Linked DNA regions of Homo sapiens: region 2 is linked to region 1. The links are chromatin loops, found by intact Hi-C in ENCODE. Cell type or tissue: B cell. All regions are shown on one strand. Region 1 overlaps NUBP1 (NUBP iron-sulfur cluster assembly factor 1, cytosolic). Region 2 overlaps TVP23A (trans-golgi network vesicle protein 23 homolog A).

Region 1 (5,000 bases):
ACTGTCCTGGTTGTTCAGTTACATATTACTACTTTTGTGCTACAACAGCAAGGAATGTAGGCCCACATGCTGAAAATCTTTACCGTCCCACACTTTACAGAAAAAGCCTGCCAATCACTGGTTTTAATCACATCCTCTGTGCCTCGAAAAGTACCCTAATAAATACCTATGGACCAACAAACCACAAACCCATTATGTACACACAACCACACACTACTGTGAAAATAGGGCAAAGAGGTGAAAACTCACCACTGGAGACCAGCCTGAGCCACTCTGGTGAACCTGTGTGAACATGAGCACCGATGTTCATTAGTAGAAATCATGTACCCTGGTCACATTTCATGCACAGACAAATTGTACAAAGTAAGACGATGGTTTTTTAAAATATAATTCATTGTCTTACATGGTACCACGAAATTCCTAAAAGGAGGTGAACAGCTAGGGCGTGGGTAATAAAGATGCAACTCAACTCCCTTTGTGCCCTAAGCTGGGTTATTTGGAAACTCTACTTGGATGTCTAGATAGGGAACCAAAGTTACTCAAGTTCAAATATGATGTTGTGTCTAAGGTATCTTAAAAGAGTCATAAAAATCGGCTGGGGACTGATGAGAAAATGCAGATACCTGTGGAGCAATGAGGTGGCTTTTGTAAAAGCACAGGAGTGAAGGGAATGAGCTCTCACGAAACAGCTGATTCAGAACCTGTCCCCAATCAGCTCCAGCCACAAAGGGGAGCTTCCTGGGGCAACAAGATTCAGACCTCTTCCCCCCAGCAGGTGTCCAGCAGCACACAAAGCGCACACTGAAAGTTTAATTTTCTTGATGAAGCCTTACTTTTCTCAACAGATTTACTGAGACATGATTCATAGACAATATGACTCACCCATTGAATGAGTGGCTTTCTGTACAGTCACAAGCATGCAGCCATCACCACAGTTTTATTTTTTATTTTTATTTTTGAGATGGGGTCTTGCCCTGTCGACCAGGCTGGAGTGCAGTGGCGTGATCCTGACTCACTGCAACCTCCACCTCCCAGGTTCAAGTGATTCTCCTGCCTTAGCCTCCCAGGTAGCTGAGATTATAGGTGCCCGCCACCATGCCCAGCTAATTTTTGTATTTTTTGTAGAGACGGGGTTTCACCATGTTGGCCAGCCTGGTCTCAAACTCCTGACCTCAAGTGATCCACCCGCCTTGGCCTCCCAAAGTGTTGGGATTGCAGGTGTGAGCCACTGTACCCAGTCACCACAATTTTAGAACATTTGCCTGACTCTTAAGAAGAATCCCTATACCCCTCAGCTGTCACCACCCCCCACAGTCTGTCTCACATCCTCCCAGCCTTACAGGACCCCTAATCCACTTTCTCTCACTGTGGACTGACCTATTCTGCACATTTCATGTAAGTGGAATCACACAACATGCGGTCCTCTGTGACTGACTTCGAAGTTCTATTAAAAGACACCCAGCCAGGCACAGTGGCTCACACCTGTAATCCAAACACTGCGGGAGGCTGAGGCGGGAGGATCACCTGAGGTCAGGAGTTCGAGACCAGCCTGGTCAACATGGTGAAACCCCAACTCTACTAAAAATACAAAAAATAGCTGGACGTGGTGGCGTGTGTCTGTAATGCCAGCTATTCAGGAGGCTGAGGCAGGAGAACTGCTTGAGCCCGGGAGGCGGAGGTTGTGGTGAGCCGAGATCGCGACACTGCACTCCAGCCTGGGCAACAAGAGTGAAACTCTGTCTCAATAAAATAAATAAAATAAAATAAAATAAAATAAAATAAAATAAACCCCACAAAACCATTCATTCCTATTTACACTCGTTTGCTAAGTCCATTTGTCTTAAAAGAGGGGTAAACAGGATGATCCAATAGTGCAGGAGAAGAAAATAGGGAAACTTCTATTTTCTTTTATTTTAAAATTTTCTGTTTCATGAAATAATTACGTGTGATGACAGTAGCTTATACCTTCACTGTGGCGTGTGCTACCAAATCCATTGGGGTATGTGACCAAGCCTCACAGGGTGACATCGCTCTCCTTCCCTACTCCCTCGGAAGCAAACCCCAAGGCCTTAGAAGTGCCTGCAAGGCCGGCCCCATCTGCTTCGGGCCACCCTCCAGCCCCTCTGGTCACTCCACTGAGGACACAAGGACACCTTGTGTCAGCGGCCCATGCAGTTGCTCCCTTAGCCCAGAATGCCCTTCCCCCAGCTCTCCCCTCCTGTCATCCTCTGCTCAAATGCTATCCCTCAGTGAGGGCACCTTTGACCACCCCTCAGCCCCTCTGACTCTGCCCTACTGTCCATCCCCTCACTCTGGGTTGGTTTCACATTATCTAGCATCTGCCTTCTCCCACCCAGACAGGGGTCTTCATGGACCTTGTTCACCACTGCATCCCCAAAACAGGATTAATGCATTCCTGGCACTAATTAAAGAAAGAACCAATCTTGAGACTCTCGGGACATCCCAGCACCCCCAGCCCCAGCTTCCATGCACTGCCCTTGGGGGAATCCTCTCTTGGAGAGCTTCTTGCTAGCAAGAAGAGGCCAGCAACTACATAGACTGCTACAGCCCTGCCCCCAGCCCACATCGCTCACCCGCCCTGCAGTCTCAGTTCCCCAGGGGAGACCACAAGGGCAGAAATATTCCCTTGCTTCCAGGGTACAGACCCATAGCAAGCCCTGGTCTAATGTTCCCAGTCAGAGCTAAATTTCCGTGTCTTACTTCTGCATTTCACTGGCTGTTTCCCTTCCCCTCTGAGGAGGCATCGAAACCAATGCTTCTCCAATGGTGTAGACAGACTTCATATACAATCCCGCCCCTCCCCCGCCAAGACTCACAGTTGTTGTTAAAAGTAGACAGATGGACTACTGAGCATGTATGAGCTCCTCATGTCCACATAAACATTTACAGGCCAGGTGCGGTGGCTCACGCCTGTAATCCTAGCACTTTGGGAGGCTGAGGCAGGTGATCACTAGAGGTCAGGAGGTGGAGCCCAGCTTGGCCAACGTAGTGAAACCTGGTCTCTACCAAAAATACAAAAATTAGTTGGGCATGATGGCACACCACTGTAGTCCCAGCTACTCAGGAGGCTGAGCACAAGAATCGCTTGAACCCAGGAGGTGGAGGTTGCAGTGAGCTGAGGTTGCACCACTGCACTCCAGCCCGGGCGACAAGAGTGAGACCTTGTCTCAAAAACAACAAAACAAAACAACAACAAAAAAACATTTATGGGCTCCGCATGCCTCTTTGTTGAGGTTTGACAGTTCAGTGCTACAGAGTTTGCCTTAAGAGAATAATTTCCTGAGTTCTGTAACCGGCTATTACCTGCTCTCCTTCCAATCCCATTATCTTGGGAATCGATGGCCCACATATATCGATGTCTAGAAGAGCAATCTGGGGACAAGAAGAGACCAAAGCGGTTATATAACTGAATGCACACACTCCAGACACACACAACTAGGAGGGGAGCGGGGTTAGAGGAAAAGGACAGGGGAGAAGACAGAAACTGGGTTAAACTTGGAGCCATCAGATTCTCCTGAGGGAGAGTCCTAACGCTGATCTCAAGGTTCATAAACACTGATGCCCCCATTCCCCTACCCCTCAGCCTGGCTGAGCTCCTCAAGGGTGATCTTACAGACCTGGCTGTCAGGTCACTTGGAGGCTCGGGCTCAGACCTTGTTTACTGAGCCCTGGTTGGAGGAGACGGGGAAAGGGACCTAGCGCCTGTTTGGCTTGTGTGACAGAATGGATGGAACAGCCAAGAGACGGCAGTGTTGGAGCCACCCTAAACAGCTCTCTTTTGCTCACCCCTCACCAAGCCTTGGTCTCTGCATCTTAAATTTTTCTCAAACTCATCCTATCTTGTTCAGGAGTCTCAGATACAAGCCAAATCTAGACTATTTAAGCAGAATATGAATGTATTAAAAAATATTGGGGGCTGGGTGCAGTGGCTCACGCCTGTAATCCCAACACTTTGGGAGGCTGAGGCGGCCATGTGCCTAGAAGGTAAGTATCATTATCTCTGGTTTACAGAGGAGGAAACTGAGGTTCAGAGGGGACCAGTTCAATAAGCAGGGAACAGAGCTGGGACATAAACTGAGGTCTTTCGGCCCCAACTGGGGCTCTTTCCAGTACACCACGGGCCTGCTGTGGAGGACCAGAGTGGAGCCTCTAGCTGAACCCTGACCAAGCCCTGTTTTCCTTTGATCCTGAAGGTGAATGATGGTTTAGGCTAAACTTACAGAACAGAAACTTAAAGTAAGATGGAAACCTGGAAAAGCTCTTTAGTTGTGACTCAGGTGCAGCTTCAGGCGACCCCATTCCACCCCAAGCCTTCCCCTCTGATACAGGAGGTCTGAGACGGCCTTCAGGAACCTTCTGAGAACAGGGCTAGTATTCATCTTGAAAGCTGCAATGACTCGGATCCAAAGTGCTGCACCTCCGCGTCACTTTTTAACTTGCCCTGAATTAGTTTCTTGCCACCCTCTTCAATCCTCTCAACAAACCCAGCCTCCTACTTCCTCAGCACCCAGCGCTGTCTCAAACTTGTGCACGGGAAAACGCCATCCACAGACCAGCACTGGCCTCAGGTGCCCTCTATGGAGCCATCCGGGGAGAACAGCAGAGCGACATCATCGGAAAACCTGACTTGCTCTCTCCGGACCTTGATACTTGGGACTGATGTGTCAATGATCCACGGGGAAATGACACTATCACTATGACTGTGATAGAGACTTTCCTCGATACTCTCAGGTTTCTAGTGACTCTGTCTCCATGCCCTTCCTTTAGGGAACAATTTAATCAATTCCCTTTAGAGGAATTTCACTCCCTTGGGGAGTGAATCTTGAGCGAAATGATGTAAGGATATGAGAAGCAGATCCAGCGCACTCTCTCACTCCCGTGGCAGGCCCGAGAGGCTGTTGACAAGCTCCTGCTACCCAGATGGCCAGGACGGCCCTGGGTCCTGTCTGTTCAGACTTCCTGTTGATCTTATTACTACC
Region 2 (5,000 bases), 54 kb before region 1:
GCCACAGGCGAGAGCCAAAGCACTATGGGTTACCTTGAATCACAGAAGCTGTAGCCTCCGTTTCCCACCAACCTTTTCTATGACTCTGTTTACCCAGACCCAAGGCCTGCTGGCCAACTCAGTCCCTCCAGTGCAGGGGCAGTGGGTGGCAGATACAACAGTCCTCGTGGAGCCTCTGTGCTACGGGAGGCCAGGGTCATTCCCAGGCAGGCCCCCATCAGCCCAGGCCCGATGTTAACCCTTGACTCACAGTGACCTTGAACTTGAACAGTGACCATGACACCTTCTGGGTACCCACTTTTCTTTTCTGTAAAATGGGGTTGATGTTGGCTGTATTATAAGGTTGTAAAAAGATGATTAAATGAGGTGCACAATGTGTTTAGGGGACCTGGCAGGGCTCCTGATGCCCCTTGTGGGCTTCAGAAGTGGCACCTGTTATTCTGATCACGAGTGTGACTTCCGCATCCTGGGCTGTGCAGAGGCATGTTCTCAGCTCACCCCATCACACTGGAGTTCTCCTGGAGTTGGAAACTGTCTTCCTGTGGAAAGTTATGTTATGCTTTCAAGGCACTGTTTTCACAGAATTCCTCCGAACCCAAAGGTCATGGGCTTCCATGAATTTCCACCCAAAGTAGGAAAGTCTCTTCCTGCCACAGACAGATTTCTTAGATCTAATTTTGGTCTCAGCTGTCAGAGCTGGTTTTGTTTGTGGGGTTTGACCAGTGTTTCTTTTTCTTTTGGGGAGTTGTGGGGGGATAAGATCTTGTTCTGTTGCCCAGGCTGGAGTGCAGTGGTGTAATCATGGCTCACTGCAGCCTCAACCCCCTGAGCTCAAGCAATCCTCCCTTCTCAGCCTCCTCAGTAGCTGGGAATACAAGCATGCACTACTACACCCTGCTAATTTTATTTTTATTTTTTGTAGAGACCGGGTCTCAAAACTCCTAGCCTCAGTGATCCTCCTGCCTTGGCCTCCCAAAGTGCTGGGATTAAAGGTATGAGCCACTGCACCCAGCCTGCTTATTATTTCTTGGTTGGTCCTTGTTCAGCCTAGTGAATGTCATATTGAGAAGATCATTGTCCTGTGGTCTCAGACACTACAGGAAATCACATGTTAGTGGGCTCAGGTCTTCAGGCAAACACGTGAAGTAAAAATCACCCCTGAAAATCCCTAACTAGCCAATCAAGTAACTTTTGTCTTTCAAGAAGTCTTTAGCCATCACTTTATCTGCCATTGGATACAAAAGCAGTCCTGGACATGAGCCCCGCTTGAAATTGTTGGCTGCTGTTTGGGGGAACTTATGTTGAATGAAAAATAACAATAGCAAACACTTCCCCAGCACTTACTATATGCAAGCACTATTCCAGGTTTTTTATTTAGCATAATTCATTTCATCTTCATTACAAACCTAGGCACTATCATTTTCTCAGAGTCAAGATTAAAAAGACTGAAGCTAACAGAGAGAGCTGAGTGACTTGCTCAATGTCACACACCTGTTCACTTCAAGGAAGGGATTTGAGCCTGACACGGTGGCATGCACCTGTAATCCCAGTTACTAGGGAGGCTGAGGTGAGAGGATGGCTTCAGTCCAGGAGTTCGAGTCCAGCCTGGACAACATAGCAAGAACCCACCTCTAAAAAGAAAAAACAGAGGAGATTTGAACCCTTGGAATCGGGCTCTAGACTCCATATCTTACATTACATTGTGCGCAGATACTCACAGGGCGAGACACTCAGCGTGAGCTTTGCTGTGAGAACAGCAGATTCAGGGCTTCCATCTTAGGCTTACCCTGGGGAGTACTTTATATGTTCCTCCTGTAAATGCTGATGCAGAATTGACCCCACTCTTTAGAGCAGCTTCTCAGCCTTGGCACTATGGATATTTGAGGCAGATCATTCTATGTGGTGGAGGCTGTCCTATGTATCATAGGATGCTGGGCAGCACCCCAGCCCCCACCCACTACATGCCAGTAGCTTCCAACCCCTCAGATGTGACAATGAAAAATGTCTCCTGATGTGGCCAAGTGTCCCCTCACAGCCACATTGCCCCTGGTTGAGATCTCTGATTTAGATTATCCCCTCTCTGTCTGGGGTTTGGATTTGGATAAGTGAAATTTGTATTTGAGGGAACTCAAAGCACCTCTTAATACTTCTGTGTGTGACATTGACCCAAGAGAAGCCGGAGGTGTGGGGGGCAAGGAAGGAGAGGGCACAGGTGACAGTATTGATGACACCTTGGTGGGCACTCATCCTCTGAAATCAACAATAGCACATCTCTAATTGGTACCCACGCACAGACATGCACACACATCATGCTCCCACACACTAAGGAGAAGATTTTTAGTTTTTCTTTGTTGATTTTCCAGGAGTTCTGCTCACCTCAATGAGTGAGGACCCCTTATCCAGACCCCTGTCCCCTGAGCTTTTGGGGAACAAAGTTATATTGTCACCGGCTCTCTAAAATCTATTTTGAAATTATAGAAATATGACACATAAGCAGGTCCCATCAAGAGCTGATTGTTTAATTTTAAGGAAGGTCCATGATTACCAAGGAAAATAACCCACAGAATCACGGAACTAGACAAATTTCAGTTCTCTTTGATTAGGGCACGGAATTACGTATTTTGAAATTAACTCCTTACATCTAAGGCAGCTTAACTTCCTCTTATTTATATTTCTTGTTCACATGAAATTATTGCATAAGCTGTGTCCACAACAAAATCACTGAAGGGCCAGGTGTGGTGGCTCATGTCTGTAATCCATGCACTTTGGAAGGCTGAGGCGGGTGGGTTGCCTGAGCTCAGGAGTTCGAGACCAGCCTAGGCAACATGGTGAAACCCTGTCTCTACTAAAATACAAAAAATCAGCTGGACGTGATGGCAGGCGCCTGTAATCCCAGCTATTCAGGCGGTTGAGGGAAGAGAATTGCTTGTACCCGGGAGGTAAAGGTTGCAGTGAGCTGAGATTGTGCCACTGCACTCCAGCCTGGGTGACAAAATGAAACTCTGTCAAAATAAAATAAAATAAAAAACAATAAAATCTGAAGTGTGATTTCTGCTGACCTGTGACCCACATAATCTGGGAAGGCATTTGGGAGAGGACATTGGCCAGGTTCTTTGATGTTTTATCTTGGACGGCAGCTTGACTGCATGGACCTAGAGTATTTAGTTCTTTTCTTTTTTTCTTTTTGAGACAGACTCTTGCTCTGTCACCCAGGCTGGAGTACATTGGTACAACCTTGGCTCACTGCAACCTCCACCTCACAGGTTCAAGTGATTCTTCTGCTTCAGTCTTCTGAGTAGCTGGGATTACAGGCATGTATCACCATGCCTGGCTACATTTTGTATTTTTAGTAGAGACGAGGAGTCACTGTGTTGGCCAGGCTGGTCTCAAACTCCTGACCTCCAGCAATCCATCCGCCTCAGCCTCCCAAAGTGCTAGGGATTAAGGGCGTGAGCCACCGCATCCGGCCGAATATTTAATCATTCATTTATTTCAAGGTTGGCACTTTTGCCATTTGGGGCCAGGTCATTATCTGTCCTGTGTATCATAGGAGTTTTGCAGATGCTGGTAGCAGCCCCCACTGTGACAACCAAAATGTCTCCAGACATTGCTGGGGGACACTCCAGATCGCCCACCTCTTTGAGAACCACTGGCTTATTCTTTTGCTCATTCATTTATTCATTAAACCAACAAACATTTTCAAGGACCTTTGTGTGCCAAGCACAGTTCTAGGGACCACAGAGAAAACCAGATAGGCTTGGTCCCTGCCTTCCTGGAGCTGACATTTTACTTAGGGAGAAGACAATAAACATATAAGCAATGATCAAAACAAAGTAACTTGAGAGAGTAAAGCGGAATGTGATAAAAAAGCGTCCAGGGGCCTTTCTTCAGCCCTGAGGAGTCCTCTTCACGTGGAGCCCAGCCTCGGGGGTTCCATGGCCCCCTGCTAACCCTTCACTCGTGACAGGAGCAAGCCGGCTTCCGAGATGACTCAGAGACAGCCACAAATCATGTTCATGGATTCCCTGCATTAAAGTACAGATGTATCTCTCCCCTGGACTTTAAGATACTTTAGAATAAAAGTTGCAAAGTGACAGTCAGCCAACTGACTCCAAGCCTCCGGTATGCTCTTGTCGGCCAGGGAGATATTTTACATTAATTTGAATTTAAAATTTAAAATTAGAAAAGATCACATTAGGCTGGGTGCAGTGGCTCACACCTGTAATCCCAGCACTTTGGGAGGCTGAGGTGGGCAGATCACTTGAGGTTAGGAGTTCAAGACCAGCCTAGCCAACATGGTGAAACCCTGTCTCTACTAAAAATACAAAAATTAATCAGGCGTGGTGGCATGCACCTGTAATCCCCACTACTTGGGAGGCTGAGGCACAAGAATCGCTTGAACCCAGCAGGTTGCAGTGAGCCAAGATCACACCACTGCACTCCAGCCTGGGCGACAGAGCGAGACTCTGTCTGAAAAAAAGAAAGAAAAAGAAAAGATTACATTAAAAATCTGGATTGCTCAGAATAGATGAACACACCGAGACAGAGGCAGATTGGTGGCTGTCAGGATCTGGGAGGAGTGGGGAGAATGGGGAGAAACTGCCCAAGAGGTACAGGGTTTTGCTTTGGAGTGATGGAAATGTTTGGGACAACAGTATGAATTGTTCCCTTCATGCCACTGGAGTGTGTACTTTAAAATGGTTAATTTTGTGGGTTGTGAATTTCACTTCACTAAATTGGTTTTTAAAAATATGATTGCTGGCTTTTTTGTTTGTTTGTTTTAAAGACAATGTCTAGCTCTGTGGCGCAGGCTGGAGTGCAGTGGCATGATCACAGCCCTCAGCAGCCTCGAGCTCCTGGGCTCAAGCGATCCTCCCCCCTCAGCCTCCTGAGTAGCTGGGACTGCAGACATGTACCACCACACCGGCTAATGTTTTTGTTCTTTGTAGAGATAGGGTCTCTCTAGTTGCCTAGGCTGGTCTCAGACTCCTGGCCTCAGG

The links. A loop is a pair of places that touch in the nucleus more often than their neighbours do. Peaks named below come from ENCODE experiments on the same cell type or tissue, not always from the same donor. Only the 100,000 strongest peaks of a DNase experiment are listed, where the experiment ranks them.
Region 2: a loop joins it to region 1, with 2.5 times the contacts of the local background. A loop is called at or near these places in 9 of 110 quality-filtered maps.

What each region holds. Positions count from the first base shown.
Region 1 is chr16:10,751,003-10,756,002 of GRCh38, reverse strand. NUBP1 (NUBP iron-sulfur cluster assembly factor 1, cytosolic) reads right to left here. Exons shown (of 11, transcript NM_002484.4): 4 at 3,325-3,393; 5 at 250-282. Among named protein-coding and RNA genes, the nearest start is that of NUBP1, 9.7 kb to the right of the region's middle. In B cell, no CTCF peak of the experiment used is centred here; a DNase peak (open chromatin) is centred at 2,732; H3K4me3 peaks cover 550 bases; H3K27ac peaks cover 1,572 bases.
Region 2 is chr16:10,804,529-10,809,528 of GRCh38, reverse strand. The region is part of intron 2 of TVP23A (trans-golgi network vesicle protein 23 homolog A); the gene reads left to right. Among named protein-coding and RNA genes, the nearest start is that of TVP23A, 12 kb to the left of the region's middle. In B cell, no CTCF peak of the experiment used is centred here; DNase peaks (open chromatin) are centred at 448 and 2,628.